2 separate regions of the Mus musculus genome follow, and region 2 is linked to region 1. A link is a loop called in an ENCODE intact Hi-C map of the cell type or tissue named here. Cell type or tissue: left cerebral cortex. All regions are shown on one strand. Links, peaks and the distances in the headings refer to the core of each region. The heading gives the core; the rest is flanking DNA.

Region 1 (5,381 bases), core at 307-5,306:
TCACTTACTCTCACCCCTCTCTCTTCTTGTCTACCCAGAGATGATGAATTTCCCCTGTCACTCACTCCCAGCCTCTGATATACTATGTCAGGTGTAGGCTCAGAATCAGCTGAGCCAAGGACTGGGAGATGAAAGATCTGAAACCACAAGGTAAGTCTTTCTTTCCTTAATGGGTTCTCTCTGTACCGTGGTACCAGGAACGAAATGCTAGCACAGCCCCCTTGCCAGCTGCAGCACTTGGGAAAGCAGGCCCCACACCTTGTTTGGGCAGCACAGTAGAGCTGGCCCTGGTGGCATGGGTGGAGAAAAGCAGGCTTCAAGTGTATAACCTCTAGAGATGGCCTTGTCCCTTGCCAGGGCAGTGCTGGAGAGCTGACCCCTGGTGGTTGGGTGTGGAAAAGCTGATCCTGATGGTGTAAGTGTGGGAGCGCTGGTGCGCTCAGCAACTCAGCTACCACCCAGACCCAGATCCAGGGCTTTAAGTTGGGCCATCCCAACATCTATCTCATTTATGAACTGCTGGAGCAGGTGAAGGGGCTGGTCCTGCAGAACCAAAGCTACAAGATCTCCATGACACAGAACATCAGGATTGAGAGGAGTCCAGGTAAGGATCCAGTATTGATAGTGTAGCAGAAGCCAGAGGCCTCCAACCAGGCCAATGACTCAGTGCAATGAACATTTGCAGGTAAAGCTGCTTGGGCAAAAGAGTATACTATGGGACAGACACATTATGACACAAGGCAGCTTCCATGGGAGATGGTTTCTGCTTTGTTGTTTTGTTTTGTGGGGAAGGTTGCAAGGGCAGAGGACAGATAGAGAGGGTGGGGAGATGAGTGGGGTTGGGGTGCATGATATGAAATCCACAAAAAGTCAGTAAAAAAATTTAGTAAGAAAGAAAATGCTAGTATAGGTCTGTCGCATGCGCCCATATAAAAATGGAAACTGTGGTCATCCCAGAAGGCTCCCTGCATACTTTCCTGCTAATAGAGCATCCTCATTAACTTACTAAGTAGCAAGATATGGTGGCAATTATAAAAGAATTATAAAAAGCCACGGTGATTTTGAAAACATGATAAGCATAGGTGCTATTTCGAGGTGTCTCAAGCAATTCCTACTCGAGTTTAAGTTTCTTTATCAGCTGATAACAAAGATAAAGTAGAGGCAAGTGTAGGTGTTCCTGTGCTGTTGCTGCAGGTTTTTTAAAGCACTGAACACTGCCAGGCACATTGTAAATACCCAACTCTAGAGACTGCTGGTTCTGTGATCTTCATCTTGAAACAGAAAGTTAAGTGGTAACTCAAGGCTCTCAGGCCAAAGAGCAGCTAAACCGTAGCAGAAGTGTAAGAAAGAATAAAAAGATAGAGACTGTGGGTATGACTTGGAGTACTGCAGTCACTCCTGAGAAATGTAACTGTGTTCTCTGTTTTCAACTGCCAAAACCAGAATTCAGCACCTTCCTCACGGAGCCTGAGGTGACAGTCCTGAGGTTCATTCAGTGATCTGATCATCGAGGAGTCAATCAGCAAAAAGCTGACCCAACCCCCAACCAGAAATGATCACAGAAGTCCCCATCTGTCTATATCTGTCAAGTGGGACATGGAGGGGTCATGGTGTCTTTATCACTAATGGCATCAAGTTCCCTGTGTTTCTGACCAAACTGGAGCTGGGCAGAGACTCACTATAGACTTGACCAAGGCTCGGTATCCAGCAAGCCAAAGTGATGTTAGGAAACTCACAGACCTACTAGGAATTGAAAGAAGATCCTTGGACATGCTAGACTACAGGTCTGAGCTAGCTCCTTGGTTTTCTTTTTACTGTTTATTTTGAGAGATTGTCTACCTAAGTTGCTTCTACAGACCTTGAATTCACTTTATACTCCAAGCTAGCCTTGAACCTGTGAGCTTTATGCCTCAGCCTCCCTAGGACTGAGAAAAAAGGCTGCTCTGCAAGAATCTGCTCACCATAATCTTGTTATCCTATGTCTCACGTAGTATGAGCAAGGACTCAAAGAGAAGGGTGAGGATCAGATTGTTTGAGAAACATGCACAAGAGCTGGTCCCAGAGGTAGATTCCTAGGCTCCACTCAAGACCAATGAACTAAAGACTATGGTTTGTCATCTGAGCACCTGCATTTTAACAAGCTTCCCCAGGTAACTGTGATGTGTGCTCCTTTCTGAGACAGGCTCTCATAAGAAACATGTAGAGGTATATTTGAATTTCTCTCTGCCTTCCCAGTGTCTATCAGAGAGAGTTACATTACCCAGGGAACTCTTCAAAGGTGGGTATTTGCTTCACTGATGTAGCCCTGGTGCAAAATCCTCAGTGGAATTTTGTCTGGCTTGAGCTTGCACAGGTCTTGCGCATACCGTTCAACTGCTATGAGTCAATATTTCATACAACTTGTGGGCTGTGCCCCGGAAAACATTATTTCCACATAATCATCTACTGCCTCTGGATCTTACACTGTTCCGGTCTCTCTTCTGCAATGATCTGTGAGCTTTTGGAGGAAGAAATGTGGTCTAGATGTTTCACTTAAGTCTGAGCATTCTGTAGTTTCTTATTCTCTGCACCTTTATCAATTGTGAGTATCTATGTTAATCACCATCTACTTCAAATAGATGCATCTCTGATGACGATTGAGCGCTTAATTGATCTATGGGTATGATGGGAAGTCATTAAGAGTTGGTTTAATGCATATCTCTAACAGATAGACATAGGAGGTTCTCTCTAGGGCCACAGGTTGCATCAGTTCAGTCGAGGGCACATTAAAATGGGAAACATCTCTACCAGCTATACCTCTAACAAGGGGTTAGTATCTAGATTACATAAAGAACTAAAAATTACATAAAGAACTAAAAGAAAGTAAATGACCCAGTTAAAAAATGGGGCATGAAACTAAACAGAGAGTTCTCAAAAGATAAAATGAAGATGTCTAAAGAACATTCTCAAATGCCAGGCCCAGGAAGCAGGAATGGGTGGGTTGGGGAGCAGCGGGAGGGGAGAGAGGATAGGGGATTTTTGGAGTGGAAACTAGGAAAGGGGATAACATTTGAAATGTAAATAAAGAAAATATCTAATAAAAAAGAAAAAAAGGAAAAAAAAAAACCCTTTAGCCATCAGGAAAATGTAAATTAAAACTGCTTTGAGATTTCATCTGACCACAGTCAAAATGGCTAAAATACAAAAAAATAAAAAAATAAATTTCTTTTAAAAATAAATGCTCATGTGAATGTGGGGGAGGGGAACACTTACTCATTGCAGGTGGGAGTGCCAACTGGTGCAGCCACTGTGGACATCAGCATGGAGGAGTGTCAAAGGAGCCAAAAATAAATCTACCACATAAAAGAGCTACACCTCTCTTGGGCATATACCCAAGGATTCTATATCCTACAACAGAGATACCTGCTCATGCATATTCATGCTGCTCTTCATCTCTCTTTGTCTCCATATTCTTGCCATAAAAGTTTGAAACCACAGCTACAAAATTTGGAGCATGCGTCTCTGCTTCTTGAATTTGACCACTTGACTTGCTTTGTCCAATAGGAAATTAGATGTGACCCAGGAGGGCTTGAAACAGACTTTTGTGATTGGTTAGCTTCTATGATGACTCATCCATCACCAGGGGAACAGCTTCCTTTGGCTAGATGTTTCTTCCTGAGGCTGGGAATGAACATATAAGAATAGAGCTCCAATCTGTCCGAGGGTGTGCTTTACCTGCCATTGGGATATTGTGCCATTTGTTACGCAGCCATGGCTAACTGATAGTAATGGTAGCAAGTATATCTACCCCTATTTACAAAGCGTATGAGTTGATATACAGAGAAGATAGACAGTACAAGGGATGTGGAAACTGACATGGAGAATCTAGGCTCTGCCCCAGACTATATGGTTAAGGTATCTCACCTCTCCTAACCTTCATTTATAAATGGAGAATAACAATCACTTCCCACTTAGTCATGAAGAGTGAATAAGATGATGACTATTAGGGGCTGAGAACAGAGTGTGCAGTAAAAGCCAAGAAGGCAGGGAGGATTTCCATGAAAACAAAGTTCACCTGCAAGCGAAGCCATGGCTTACAGCTCCTATGTGCCAACAGTGCTGCCGTGCTGAGTCTAAGAATGTGTGCTGTCCTCCCTGAGACTTCCAAGGCCTGTGAGCATCCGTGCCAGGTGTTTGCTTCTTTTGTGGGCGTCTCTTCTTTCCTTTAAACCTGTTGCCACAAGAATGGATGTCCTGTGCTGGTTACAGACTGGCAGAAAGAAGGAAGGGGGTACCCCACCCTCCTGTATTCTCACTGGGAAATTATCCTCAGCCCTTGATACATTAAAATGGAAGAGCTGTAAATGCCAGTTGCCATGGCAACACTTTGCATGCCTCTCTGTGATTGGTGGTGTGAGTTCACTTTCCTTTGGGTGTTGCAGCCTAATTAACTGTTATTTTTGTCAGTGTGGAGGAAGAACCCACACTTGGGGGTTTTGGCAGTGATTGCAGCCCCTGTGGACTGAGTTAATTTTCATAGAGTACAAAGAGAAATGGCTGGACCCCAATAATATTTACAGGCTCAGAAAAGTTGCCAATGTTTAACTAAGAGTCAGAGAAAATACTCGAGTACTCCCCAACTTCCCTCTAGCAGTTTCAGTGTCTCTAACAATTGCTAAAGTTGTTTGGACTAGATTAGGGATAAAAGGCAGCTATGTTCGCAAACTCAGAGTCAGTACCTCCTCCATCAGACACGTACACACTTGCGTGTGTTGGAATGTTCGGCCTCACACTTCTTCCCCCACAAGCTGATGTGGCATACTGGAAGTATTCAAGCATAGCTAACAGGGCATGTGCAGTCTGTCGGATATGTTTCTCTATCTCCACACCCAACAATGCCATCCTTATTCTGCCAGTCTGGTGGACCCAGCCAAATGCCTCAACACTTCCGGAAAAGGAAATTCCATGTTGCCACAAGCCTAAAATCTAGGTAGCTGCCTCACTGAGGTCCAACCAGTCTATTTTCAATTTGGACTCCTGGGTGCACTGACTGTACTCAGGGTATTAACTGGACTGTTCTACTCACATACCTTCATAGTTTTTAAAACCTTTGCTTCTTGTCATGAGCTTTGGAGACACCAAAGACTCCTCTCTAGGAAAGGGGAAAACACATTTTTCATTGCTAACAAATGAGGTCCCTTGTAAATAACAAACTGAACTCTTTCTGAAGGCCTGGGGAAGAGTAAGAAGTGAACCATCAGCTTGGGGGCCAGACAAATGGCTCCATAGGCAAAGTGCTGGCTGTACAAGCGTGAGAGCCTCACAATTCAGAGCTCCAGCATCCAACGGCTGAAGGTGAGAAAAGGAAGAAAGATTGGATTTGATTTCTAGATGTGTTGGAC
Region 2 (5,381 bases), core at 185-5,184, 220 kb after region 1:
TGCTGGTCCCATCAATTGGTGATGCTTTGGAATACCCTCCCCTCAGGATGGAAGTTGGGCTGGCTGAGCAAGCAAGTGGCCAATAGCTCTCACTTGGTTGAATCTCTGGGAACCATCCTTAGCAAAAGACAGATGCCTCACCTGAGACCATACTCAGCAAGTGGTACCCATGTTCAATGTCAGGGCATAAAGACCTGACCCTTGAGGATCAGAGCACCTTGTGGTGTCAACTAAGATTAGTACTGAGATTGCAGCAGGCTTCCCTGCTCACTCCTTTCATGTACACATTTACGTAGTACAGATCCTGTTAGGTCTCTGAGGGACCATCCAGGAAACTAAAGGCAATCCTAGGTCTTTCCTCTAAGGATGGATGACTTGACTAGAGATACAAGGTGTGAGGGAGAAGCACAAGGAACAGAAAGCTGCAGAAGGCAATAGGTTCCATGTGAACATACCGAAGTCACAAGGTTGGGGAAAGAACTGTCAATGGAGGCTGGAAAGTCTGCATCTAAGAAATAGATGAGGGTGCATTGCTCACTCCCAAGGGGGAATCTCTAGTGCTCTTATCTCTTAAAGTTTAAATTGTGGTCAATATATGTACTAAACACCAACTTTTAATTTTTTCTGTTGTGTGTACGGTGTGTGCCATGATGTATGTGGAGGCAGGAAGGCAACTTATGGAATCCATTCTCTCCTTCCTTTCCATGGGTTCTGCAGATGGAACTTAGGACATCAGACTTGTGCAGCAAGAGCCTTTCCCAAAGCCGTGCCATCTCTTCCCCAAGTATTTATTGTTTTAGCCAGTCTTTAAATTTAGTGTTTGATCAACATCTTTCTGGGGTACACTGTGACATCTTTGCACACATGTATCATGTGAGCAGCAACATGGGGGGGGGGGGAGTTAGCTCATCTACCATTCCAAATGTCTATCATTTCTCTGTGGTGGGAGCATTCTAGTCACTTGGTATTGAAAGGCACAACATGGCAGGACATCTTCAGCCTCTGTTACAACACAGAGCTCACTCCCATTACTTGGCCATATCTTCTGCAATCACCCATCTCTCCCCATCCTCCCCTCCCTAATCTTATTCCATCCCAGCCATCTCTTCCCCAGCCTCCTCTCCCTCAGCCTTCTCTCCCCCAGCATCCTCTATCCCCAGTGTCCTCTCTCCCAAGCCTCTTCGGCCTCAGCCTCCTCTGCCCCAGCCTCCTCTCCCTCAGCTTCCTCTACCCCCAGCCTCCTCTGCCCCAGTGTCCTCTCTTGCAGGCTCCTCTCAGCCTCTGCTCCCTAATCTTAGGATCCCACAGAGAGGTGAATTTACAGCTTGTGTTTTATTCTATTTCACTCAACATTCTAACTTGTAGTCTATCTATGTTACTTCAAATGACAAATTTAATTATTTTATAGCTGAATAGCACTCGATTTGTATGTGTGCATGTGTGTGTGTATGTGTGTGTGTGTGTGTGTGTGTGTGAGAGAGAGAGAGAGAGAGAGAGAGAGAGAGAGAGATTTTCTTTACTCATTTGTCCATAGGTGGACTCTTGAGCCATCTCAACCATTTCATTCTTTTATTTTTCATTTTATATGATATTTATGTACATGTATGTATGAACACAGGTGCATACATGCTATATTACATGTTGGGGGATGAGAAAACAGTTTGTGAGAGTCGGTTCTCTCCTTTCACCGTGGGTTCCAGGGACTGAACTCAAGTCGTCAGGTTCCCGTGCCTTTGCCTGCTGAGCCACCTCACTGGCCCCATCTTAATGAGTTCTCACTGAACATCTCTCTTAGTGCTTTTAGTGTCCCTTTGTGTTGCTTCAAATTTCATTTATTATTATGTGTATATGGTGTGTGTGCATGGGCCATAACATGCATGTGGAGGTCAGAGGACACCTTTGGGAATTGATCCTCACCAGTCCATTTTCCTTACTTGATAAATTATAACCCACCCACGTATGAGATCTTTGGCAAGAACTTGCTTCTGAAAACCCTCACCCAAGGCATGGAAGTAAGAGCAGAGAAACTGAAGTAGGCAGATCTGAGTTCCAATCTCTACTCAGCAACTTCCTGGTGATGTACCATCAGGCAGATGATCACACCCACACCCAGTGAGTTTTATCTGTAACGTGAGACTGAGGTGGACAGGACAGTATACTAACTATGAAACGTGAGCAAAGAAGTCAGAACGTGTGTGCAGAATGGGACATCAGTTACCTCATCTGTGAAGGTGGGCAACAGTTGCATCTCCCTCATGACATTATATGAGGATGCAAGGGTGTTCCTAACACAGGATATTATAACTGTGACACTGGGGACTGTGTCATCTGTAAAGTGCTCGCTTTGCAAACACAAAGACGTGATTTGGCTTCCCAGCACCAACCACATAAAAAGTCAGGAATGGTATACTGGCATGGGGCTGCAATCCCAGCCTGGGCACACATGCACACATGCAAACAGAGAAAGACAGAGACAGAGAGATACAAACAGAGAGACAGACAGACAGAGACAGAGAAATAGAGAGAGACAGAGAGACATAGATAGATAGACAGAGAGACAAATTGAGAGAGAGACAGACAGACAGAGACAGAGAGACAAAGGCAGAAAGACAGAGAAACACAGAGACAGGAAACACAAAGACAAAGAGACAGAGAGACAGAGACAAAGAGACAGACAGAGATAGACAGAAATAGAGAGACAGAGAGAAAGAGAGAGTAGGAGAAAGAATTTTAAAGAGCTATAATTTTAGTTAAAATAGAAGTCGTGTTAAAACACTGTGTGGGTTTTTCTAATTATTTCTTTAATGCCAAGGAATAAAGCCAAGACTTGAATCTACATGGCTCAGAGCATCTTCCTCTATATTTATCTTTCCCTCTTTTTCTCTACCATCTCCTCTACAAGCCCCATCTCCTCTCAACCCAAGACAGCTGTGCCCTCCAATCTGGCATATCCCTGTGCCCTGGGGATTCACACTGTGTGCTGGCTGACTCAGGCATGTGGGCTTTGGGGTGCTAAGTGTGGAGAAAAGCAGCTTGAAGAGCCACCTGCTGAGGGTGCTCAACCCCAGGCTACTCATTCCTGGGCTGTGGCCCCTGCCTTTGAGTTTGCTGTTCATATATGGAAAGCACAGAACTGGAGAGGCCACCAAGCCTTCCAATTCAAGTGCCTTAGGTGTGCCTACCCTGGGGCATGTTGGCACCAAAGACAGTGCCCTGAGCTTGTGGTCTTATTGCCATCTGATGTAATTTCTTCCACTCACTGAGTTACTGATTCCTGACAGGGAGAAGTGCACAGGAAATGAGCTCTATCTACAGAAACTGGGAGTCAGTGGAGGCTCCAACAGCCCTGCTGTGTGCGATAGTGCATGCTCTTGTCTTCTATGGTCCTTAGAACTTTATCTATACAAAAAGATTCCCCCCTCTCCCTCTCTCTCTCCCTCTCCCTCTCCCTCTCCCTCTCCCTCTCCCTCTCCCTCTCCCTCTCCCTCTCCCTCTCCCTCATTCCTTCCCTTTCTTTTTTAGTTGTTGTTGTTGTTGTTTGTTTGTTTTGTTTTGATTTTTGTCTTTGTTCTTAGAAACAGAGTTTCTCTGTGTGACAGCCTTGACTGTCCTGGAACTCGTTGCATAGACCAGGCTAGCCTCAAACTCATAGAGATCTGCCTACCTGTCTTAGAACATGAATCTAAAGACAGTCACCCATCTTTTTCTCTTGACTTGCTATGAAGTTGTGGAGATACCAGAGGCCCAACTTTTATTGAGAACATCACATGAGCAAGAAAATAACTTATTTTAATTAGATAAAATAGGCCTTGGGTTTTGCTGGCAGAGAATGGCCAGTTTCTAATGATGATAACACACTTCAATAAATATTTCTTCATGATATGAGATTAGATTATTAAGGTGTTGCAAATTTTGATTGGGATACATTTTGAGTGTTTTTCTTTGAGGTAGCTACACTTACTCGTTCTTACTACTATGTATCAGATAGCATGGATTCTATGAATGATCTTAGCCAATCCTCCAGAAATTCGGTCTTTCACTTCTTTATTGACTCAATAAATTTACTGGCTAGTTGATTGGTTGGTTGGCTTGTTAGTTGGATGGTTACTTGACTGATTAAGTGAATAGCTTGTTAGTTACTTAGTTAATTGGTTGGTTGATTGATCACTACTTGATTGATCAATTAGTTGGTTGGTTGACTAATTATTGGTTAGTTACTTGATTAATTGGCTACTTGATTGGCTAGCTAGTTGATTGGTTAGTTACTGAAATGATTGATCAACTAGTTGGTTGGGTCAGTTGATTATTACTTGGTTGATTGGTTGGTTGGTCGGTCGGTTGGTTGATTGTTTACTTAGCTGATCTATTGGATTGTAGGTTGGTCAGTTGATTGGTTGGTTAGTTATTTGGTTGGTTGGTTGGTTAGTTAGGCTGGTTAATTAGTTAGGTTGTTTTACTGATTGGTCAGTTGGTTTTTGTTGTTGTTGTTGTTGTTGTTGTTGTTGTTGTTTGAGTTTTGGCTTTTTCATATATAATCTCACTATATGGCCTAAGGTAGCCCTGAACTCATGACCCCCCTGCCTCAAATTCCCCAGTGCTGAGATTATAGATATTCACTATTACACACAGCCTTGGTATTTATTGTCAGCCAAATACCAGGCATTGATAATGTGGCAAAAGTATTCCTAGGATTATTCTTAAATTCACAGAGCTACTGCCCAATGTGGACAGAGTTTGGAGGAAAATATAATCAAATAATTTAGTAAGAGAGTATACCCTCACAGGTTAAAGTTAAGACTCAGATAAAGGGAAGATGTCTATGGATGAGTTAAACAAGGGCATCAAAGCTAGACTGTGCTTGAGACAACACATGATGGGAAGGTTCTCCAAAAATCTGACCAATGAGAGTGACTAAACCTCAGCTAACAGGATAACTCTCTTCCACTGTCAAGGAAACAAATTTTCTTTGAGTGTCAGTTTGTCAGTGGCAGAGCTTGCATTTAAATGAACATCAAGAGGTTGGAAGGTGCCGGGCAGTGGTGGCTCACGCCTTCAATCCCAGCACTCGGGAGGCAGAGGCAGGCGGATTTCTGAGTTCGAGGCCAGCCTGGTCTACAGAGTGAGTTCCAGGACAGCCAGGGCTACACAGAGAAACCCTGTCTCAAAAAAAAAAGAGGTTGGAAGGCGACTCTGTGAGCAAAGTTCTTGCTATGCCCAAGAACCTGAGTTTAGATTCCCAGCACCCAAGTGAAAACCAGGCATGGCAGTGTCTATCTGTAACCCCAGCATTCAGGGGTGGGGCAGAAACAGGAGGATCCTGGAAGCTTTCTGTCTAGCTGGAACACTGAACTCCAGGCTCAGTGAGAGACTTTGACTCAAAA

The links. Hi-C counts contacts between places; a loop is a spot of excess contacts. Peaks named below come from ENCODE experiments on the same cell type or tissue, not always from the same donor. Only the 100,000 strongest peaks of a DNase experiment are listed, where the experiment ranks them.
Region 2: a loop joins it to region 1, with 8 times the contacts of the local background. A loop is called at or near these places in 2 of 42 quality-filtered maps.

The regions. Positions count from the first base shown.
Region 1 is chr7:117,695,449-117,700,829 of GRCm38, forward strand. No RefSeq gene overlaps it. Among named protein-coding and RNA genes, the nearest start is that of Gm34762, 61 kb to the right of the region's middle. In left cerebral cortex, for the core only: a CTCF peak has its summit at 393 (motif pointing left); DNase peaks (open chromatin) are centred at 2,774, 2,970, 3,406, 4,360 and 1 more place; H3K27ac peaks cover 1,881 bases.
Region 2 is chr7:117,919,450-117,924,830 of GRCm38, forward strand. No RefSeq gene overlaps it. Among named protein-coding and RNA genes, the nearest start is that of Gm34822, 71 kb to the left of the region's middle. In left cerebral cortex, for the core only: a CTCF peak has its summit at 3,019; DNase peaks (open chromatin) are centred at 2,251 and 2,982; H3K27ac peaks cover 1,049 bases.